Linked DNA regions of Homo sapiens: region 2 is linked to region 1. A link is an interaction called in ENCODE POLR2A ChIA-PET data of the cell type or tissue named here. Cell type or tissue: HepG2. All regions are shown on one strand.

Evidence for each region. ChIA-PET counts read pairs that join two places held together with the same protein. Peaks named below come from ENCODE experiments on the same cell type or tissue, not always from the same donor. Only the 100,000 strongest peaks of a DNase experiment are listed, where the experiment ranks them.
Region 2: POLR2A ChIA-PET joins it to region 1 with 6 read pairs; 2 of 35 experiments call an interaction of 5 or more read pairs at or near these places.

The regions. Positions count from the first base shown.
Region 1 is chr10:70,389,194-70,393,193 of GRCh38, forward strand. It overlaps the pseudogene CEP57L1P1. Among named protein-coding and RNA genes, the nearest start is that of LRRC20, 8.6 kb to the left of the region's middle. In HepG2, no CTCF peak of the experiment used is centred here; no DNase peak of the experiment used is centred here.
Region 2 is chr10:71,341,339-71,345,338 of GRCh38, forward strand. It overlaps SLC29A3 (solute carrier family 29 member 3), which reads left to right. Exons shown (of 6, transcript NM_018344.6): 3 at 2,871-2,953. LOC105378353 (a long non-coding RNA gene) reads right to left here. Exons shown (of 3, transcript XR_946051.3): 2 at 1-43. Among named protein-coding and RNA genes, the nearest start is that of SLC29A3, 24 kb to the left of the region's middle. RefSeq lists an enhancer at 2,898-3,603. In HepG2, no CTCF peak of the experiment used is centred here; a DNase peak (open chromatin) is centred at 2,113.

The DNA.
Region 1 (4,000 bases):
CGGAGGTTGCGGTGAGCCGGGATCATGCCACTGCACTCCAGCCTGGGTGACAGAGTGAGACTCTGTCTACAAAAAAAAAAAAAAAAAAAAAAAGACTCCTTTCTTGCCAGGGACCAGTCTGCCTTTGCAGGACTAACAAATTAGCTACAAGATTAGAAATTACAATTTAGGGGGGTGCCCGCGAACCAACGGTTAGCGGTGGCAGGGGCTGACTGAGAGCGTCTGCTTGATAATGGATTCTGAATTAATGCATAGTATAGTAGGAAGCTATCATAAACCTCCAGAAAGAGTATTTGTTCCCTCATTCACCCAGAATGAACCATCTCAGAATTGCCATCCTGCGAACTTAGAAGTTACCTCTCCTAAGATACTTCATAGCCCAAATAGCCAAGCTCTTATTTTAGCCTTAAAAACTCTTCAGGAAAAAATTCATTGTTTAGAGCTGGAGAGAACACAAGCTGAAGATGACCTGAACATTCTTTCCAGAGAAGCAGCACAGTATAAGAAGGCCTTAGAGAATGAAACAAATGAGAGAAATCTAGCACATCAGGAGCTGATAAAGCAGAAAAAAGATGTAAGTATACAGTTAAGCTCAGCCCAGTCTCGTTGCACTCTTCTAGAGAAGCAACTAGAATATACAAAGAGAATGGTTCTCAATGTAGAGCGAGAAAAGAACATGATCCTAGAACAACAGGCCCAGCTTCAGAGGGAAAAAGAACAAGATCAGATGAAGCTGTATGCAAAACTTGACAAGCTTGATGTCTTAGAAAAAGAGTGTTTTAGACTTACAACAACTCAGAAAACTGCTGAGGACAAGATTAAACATTTAGAAGAAAAACTTAAGGAAGAAGAACATCAGCGTAAGCTATTTCAAGACAAAGCTTCTGAGCTTCAAACTGGACTTGAAATCAGTAAAATTATGTCTTCAGTTTCAAATTTAAAGCACTCCAAGGAAAAGAAGAAATCTTCAAAGAAAACTAAATGTATAAAGAGAGGACCACCTTGGCAAATTTGTTCAAAGTTTGGAGCACTGCCTTTTGTGGCTGAAAAGATGAGGCAACATCGTGACCCACATATCCTTCAGAAACCTTTTAACGTGACTGAGACTAGATGTCTCCCCAAGCCTTCTAGAACAACTGCCTGGTGTAAAGCTATTACTCCTGACTCAGAAAAGTCCATTTCCATTTGTGACAATTTATCTGAACTTTTGATGGCAATGCAAGATGAGCTGGACCAAATGAGCATGGAGCACTAAGAACTACTCAAACAAATGAAGGAAACTGAAAGCCATTCAGTCTGTGACGAGATAGAATGTGAACTAGAGTGTTTAGTCAAGAAAATGGAAATTAAAGGAGAACAAATCTCCGAACTCAAGAAGCATCAAGACAGTGTAAGAAGGCTTTAGTAAGAGATTTTAATAAAAAGATAAAATATCTGGGAAAAAAAAAAGAAATTACAGTGTAGGGGTCATGCAACCTTTGGCTCCAAGAGTCTGAACCTCCCCAAATTGCTCCTGGGGGTAACATCACTATTGTAAAACCTAAGATCAGTGCTTGAGATATTTTCCAGACCCTGCACTCGATGGATCAGCTGACACCACCCAGACAGGTAGTCTGGCTCAACCAGTTCTGCCATTGCACCCAGGAACAGAAGATGGCAAGAAAACCTCACTTTAACACCCTATGACTTCATCTCCATTCTAACCAATCAGCACTCCCCACTTCCCAAGCGCCTACCTGCCAAATTATCTTTAAAGACTCTGATCTCCGAATGTTCAGGGAGACTGATTTGAGTAATAATTAAACTCTGGTCTCCTGCACAGCTGGCTCTGTGTGAATTACTCTATCTCCATTGCAATTCCCCTGTCTTGATAAAGCGGCTGTGTCTAGGCAGCAGGCAAGGTGAACCTATCGGGCGGTTAAATACTCTTGTCCTATTCAATAGAAGCAAGTCACTAGGTCCAGCCCACACTCAAGGGGACTGAATTACACAGGGCAAGAATACCAGGAGGTTGAAACCACTGGGAACCATGTCAGCTGGTGCCAATCACAGTGGCTAATACCAACATTTCTTTTCTTTTTTTTTTTTTTTTTCTGAGACAGAGTCTCACTCTGTCGCCCAGGCTGGAGTGCAGTGGCCCCTGATCTCGGCTCACTGCAAGCTCCGCCTCCCAATACCAACATTTCTTATAAATGGAATAGACTAAAGAAACATGTGGTGGCTCACGCTTGTAATCCCAGGATTTTGGCAGGCTGAGATGGGCGGATCACTTGAGGTCAGGAGTTCGAAACCAGCCTGGCCAACATGGCAAAACCCCATCTCTACTAAAAATACAAAAAAAAAAAAAAATAGCAAAAGAACATTTCCCCTGTGCATCCATTGCTCCTTTCCCTTTTGCCTGTTTTTGTTTGTTTGTTTGTGTTTGTTTTTGTTTTTTTTAAAGCCATACAGAGCCAACAGATACGTCACAGTCTTTCAGGTTCTCCCTATGGGACTAAGAGGCAGAAAAGACAGAAACAGAGAGAGGCACGTAAATATTTAAGAGAAAGAAAAGACAAGTCATTGTAACTGATTAGATATGAGGAGTAAGGAAAAAGAGGAATTGAGGTTGACCTTTAGTTTTTGGCTGGAATGATCAGAAGGATCGTGATGTCATGTACCAAGAGAGGGCATGCAGGGGAGGGGGGAACTGGCACGGGGAGACAGCAGGCTTTATTTAGGAGACATCCACTTAGAGGGACACCCAGAGGAAGTTAGATATCTGAGCTGGGGGCTTAGCAAGGAATCTAGGCTGAAGCTACAGATTTGGGAACCATTGGAAGAAGCTGAAGCAACAGGAGTGGGTAGGCTCACCTGAGGGAGGTGTGGAGTGAGAAAAGAAGAAGACCAAGGGCAAAACCTGGGGAACATCAACATTTCTGTGAGGGGCACTAGAGCAGCAGACGAGATAAAGACCAAAAAGGGCAGGGCGTGGTGGCTTATGCCTGTAATCCCAGCACTTTGAGGGGCCAAGACAGGAGGATCATTTTGTTGTGGGAAACAGAGGACCAGAGAGACAGATATGGGAAACAGGAGGATTTATTTATTAACAGGACTTTTATAACAGTTTGTGCCCAGGAGTTCGCTGCACAGCCTTGGCAGTATAGTGAGACCTCATATCTCTCTCTATATATATATAAAAAAAAATTCTTTTTTTTTTTTTTTTTGAGATGGAGTTTCACTCTGTCACCCAGGCTGGAGTGCAATGGTGTGATCTTGGCTCACTGCAACCTCTGCCTCCTAGGTTCAAGTGATTCTCCTGCCTCAGCCTCCCAAGTAGCTGGGATTATAGGCACCTGCTACCATGCCTGGCTAATTTTTGTAGTTTTTAGTAGAGACGGGGCTTCACCATGTTGGCCAGGCTAGTCTCCAATTCCTGACCTCAGGTGATCCTCTCGCCTTGGCATCCCAAAGTGCTGGGATTACAGGTGACTCACCATGCCCAGCCAAAATTTTTTTAAAAAATTAGCCAGATGTGGCCAGGCATGGTGGCTCACGCCTGTAATCCCAGCACTTTGGGAGGCTGAGGCGGGCAGATCACAAGATCAGGAGATCGAGACCATCCTGGCCAATGTGGTGAAGCCTCGTCTCTACTAAAAATACAAAAAAAAATTAGCTGGGTGTGGTGGTGTGTGCCTGTAATCCCAGCTACTCGGGAGGCTGAGGCAGGAGACTCACTTGAACCCGGGAGTTGGAGACTGCAGTGAGCTGAAATTGCACCACTGCACTCCAGCCTGGTGACAGAGCAAGACTCTGTCTCAAAAAAAAAAAAAAAAAAAATTAGCCAGATGTGGTAGCATGGACCTGTAATCCCAGCTATGTGGGAGGCTGAGGCAGGAGAATTGCTTAAGCCCAGGAAGTCTATGCTGCAGTGAGCCCAGATCACACAGCTGCACTCCAGTCTGGGCAATAGAGGGAGGCCCTGTCTCTATCTACCTATCAGTTGAAGACAGTGGAGAAT
Region 2 (4,000 bases), 950 kb after region 1:
GCAACATCCACTAAGTCCGTTTCTTGAAATCAGCACATGCCACCTGCAAAAACCCTAATTTCAGCAGAGGGTTTGGTGGGGAAGGGCTGCAGGGACTGGTGTGCTAACCCTCTGTGCCCCTCATGGGTGAGCACACTGCTCCTCCTGTCTCTTGGGGGGTCAAAGAAAGGAACATGATCAACTGTCCTGGTTTTCTTCAAGGAACTGAATTTAAATTGAAACAGGAAGGCTGAAATATTCAGGAAAACCCTGATTAGTAGGAACCCAGCTATCGGAAACCCTCATGAATTAGGAATCTATCTCTGCCTAGCAAAATACTACAAATGAGTGGCTTAAAACAACCTGGATTTATAATTACAGGGTTTCTGTGGGCCAGAAGTCCAGGCACAGCTTAGCTGGGTCTCCTGCCTGAATTTGCACAAGGCTGCAATCAGTCAGCCAGAGCTACAGTCTCCTCTGAGGCTTAGCTGGAGAAAGGTCACTTCCAAGCCCACTCCAGTTGTTGGCAGAATTCAGTTCCTAGTGGTTGTAGGCCTGAGAGCTTCAGTTTCTTGTGGGGAGAGGGCTGGAGACCGCCCTCAGCAACTTGGGGTTCCATGCCAGGTAGGGTTCCCCAACATGGCCACTTGCCTCCCCAAATCTGGCAAGGGAGGAAAAGAGTCCAGCAATGTGGGTGCTACAGTCCTATGTAACACCTCATGTTTGCTCTACTCTCTCGGTTGGAAGCAGCCACAGGTCTCATCCACACTCAGGGGAGGGCATCGCACAGGTGTGAGCATCAGGAGGCACGGATCACGGGCCACCTTAGAGTCTGCCACCACACCTCATTTTAGAACTTTTCCTATAGGCAAAAGCAGCAAATAATTGAATACAACCCACCATGTGTTTCTATCAGGAATTAAGTGGTTTGTTTTTATAAATTCTGTGGGATGTGCTGAGTCAACTCCTGTCACCATGTGCATCTCCATCTCCTGATCTGTGCTCATGGAATGATGGCCTGGCCTCAAGTCTGTTCTCTGAGTTCTTTGTAAGGCAGAGAAATGGGCCCAGACAACAGAAAGAGACTCAGAGTCTTATCCAGTGGTCAATATCCAAAAAGCTTTTCAACATTAAATGATACCTTTTACTGCTTCAATATCAACAAACAGGCACATTCAGTTACCTGAAAAATTCTCATTCAGGGAACCTGAGCCTGCTCGAAGAAACAAAATCATCAGAGATTCTGCATTACACAGATCGAGCAGCCACTGGATGAAGGGGCCTCACCGGGGCTTGGGCTGGGGGCAGACGCAGCCCCATCTGCAGCCCTCTCCTCCTAAGGGCCTCTCTCCTTCATTCTACTCAGTGTCCTCCCAGCCTCAGAGGCCCAGCCACTGTGTCAAGATGTAATTGACTGAGTGCCCCCGACCAGTCCAGGCTCTACTGAGCCCATCAGGGCAGGAACAATGAGGTGCAGCTCAAAGGCTATTTCTCAGGCTCATGGTTGACGGACCTCACTAGCTGCGATTATCATTTTAATTGCAAGGCCACCACAGCCTTATATTCAGGGTACAGATTTCAAAGACCACAAAGCACTCTGCAGGCTTCAAAGGGAACTATGGAAGGCTTGTGCTTCAGACTCAAAGGGGCCCATGACATCTTTCTTTCTGTTATTTTTTAGAGATGGGGTCTCACTCTGTTGCCCAGGCTAAAGTGCAGTGGTTTACTCACTGCAGCCTCGAACTCCTTGCTCCAGCAATCCCCCTGCCTCAGCCTTCTGAGTAGCTGGGACTTACAGGTGCATACCACCATGCCCGACTAATTTTTTTATTTTTTGTAGAGACAGAGTCTCACTATTTGCCCAGGGTGGTCTCCTGGGTTCAAGCCATCCTCCCACCTTGGCCTCCCAAAATGCTGGGATTACAAGTATGAGTCACCATGCCCAGCCTTGTTTTGTTTTTAAAGATAGGTATATTAAGAGATAATGCACACATAGTACAGTCCATCCTAATGACTGGACATTCTTTGAGTTTTCACAGACACATACAGCTGCCACACAGCTGCTTTAGCTGTGAGTTCCAGCACATCATAATCAGGCAATTCATCTGTCTGTGTTTGCACAGTTCTTTGTCACACCCCTGAGCTGCTGCCAGAAAATGCCCTTTTTCCTCATTCTGTGCAATCTAGGAGCTACTTCCCCAAATGGCTTTGACCTTCTGTAGCTGCTCTATCAAGAGAGAAAATCCAGAGTGAGAACAGAGTTTCCCTGTAGGGAGCAGGGCCTCTTGTATATCTAAGAGGTCACTTTGTGGCAAGAAAGCGAGAATGTGGTTGGGTCACAAGAAAACCCAAGCGAGCGGTGCCTCATGCCTGTAATACCAGCACTTTGCGGGGCCAAGGCGAGAGGATCACTTGAGCTCAGGAGTTTGAGACCAGCCTGGGCAACATAGCAAGACCTCGTCTCTACTAAAAACTTAAAAACAAAAACGTGGATAGTCTTGCATTTTGGTGATAGGCCAAGAAGGCTGATAGGTCAAACTTTTCTTTTCAGACATAACACTGAGTTCTGTCCCCATGGCCTCAGTCCATGGGCAGAAGTGTGGGCTGCACAGCACCAAGGGCCTCACTGGGGACAGGAACGACTTATCCTTCCTATGCCTCTAGCACTTAGTACAGCTGACATTGGCAGCTATTTGTTGAGTGGCTGAGTGAGCGGTCTTAGGCTGGAGATGGGGTGGGGCCTTGTTTGGAGGTGGGCTCACCCACGGCTCCTGGGTGTCTGAAGACAGTGGGGAGAAGCCCCACAGAGAGGGGCCCTGTCTCTGCTCGCGTGGAACTGCTCACCTCCATCCCTGAGTGACCGCAGCACCTCCTCACTTGTGTGCTTGCAGAACTACTTTGAGAGCTACCTTGCCGTTGCCTCCACCGTGCCCTCCATGCTGTGCCTGGTGGCCAACTTCCTGCTTGTCAACAGGTAGGCGACTCTCTTCCCTCTCTCAGGCCTCTGCCTTGGTCTCCTGCCTCCTCTACTCCCCTCTTGCCTGCAGCTGCTTTTTTTCTGCCTACTTAAGTGGTGGTCACCAAAGTAGGATGCAGCAGCTCAGATTTATGCATGAAGAGTGAGAAGTCAGATCAGATCCCTGGTGATGCCCCCAGGGAGCTGGGCTGTCACTCTCCAGCCACATACTGTGACATCGCTGTGACATTGTGGCAGCAGCCAGTGGGAAGTGTGTGGGGATGCAGGGGTCTTCCTCCCTTCTCTTCTCAGGGATCCTGTCAGTCTGCAAGTCTGTGGCCCAGAATGGGTCACCTGACTGTTCAGTGCTAAGCTGGTAACACCAGCTCCTGTGTCAACCACTCCCAAGAGGGCTCACGGGGGAAGTTCCAACATTGTAATGGTAAGGGCCACGAGAGGCTCCATCTGGATATGCCTGGGAAGGAGTTATTCAGGAGCTAGCTGGGCAAATTAGCATGTCCATAGACCCCCGTGGGTGACTTGCTGGCTCAAATTCTCAATTTGAGTTTACAAAGACAATAGCCCTAGCTACTTTGCCTGCATTTCTCCTAAGCTGCCACTAAATGATATCAATGGCTATGTTATGGTCGGTCCAGAAACCTGGGCTGCTGTTCGCCATGGCCTACTAAAACCTGAGGTCACTGATAGCAAATCTGTTTTGCCCAGTTCTAATCAATTTGTAGTGACTGCCAGATCTCTAGCTGGACAAGATTCTAAGGCAGGTCTGGCTTCAGGGAGGGTGCTGGGATTGATTAGTGATGTCTGCTCTGGGTGCAAGAGGAGAGAGGGCACCACGAGTGTCTTTTACATGCTGAGCCTGAATAGATCAGTCTTTCCAAACATATTATGTCATGGGGATATTGCAGTTATCTGTTACATAATATGATCCCAAAGCATAGTGGCTTAAAACAATACAAGTCATGAGTACTTCTCATGTTCTGGGGGTTATCGAGGTTCAGCTGTCATACTCTCTCCTGCAGTTGCAGTCAGATGGCAGCTGGAGCT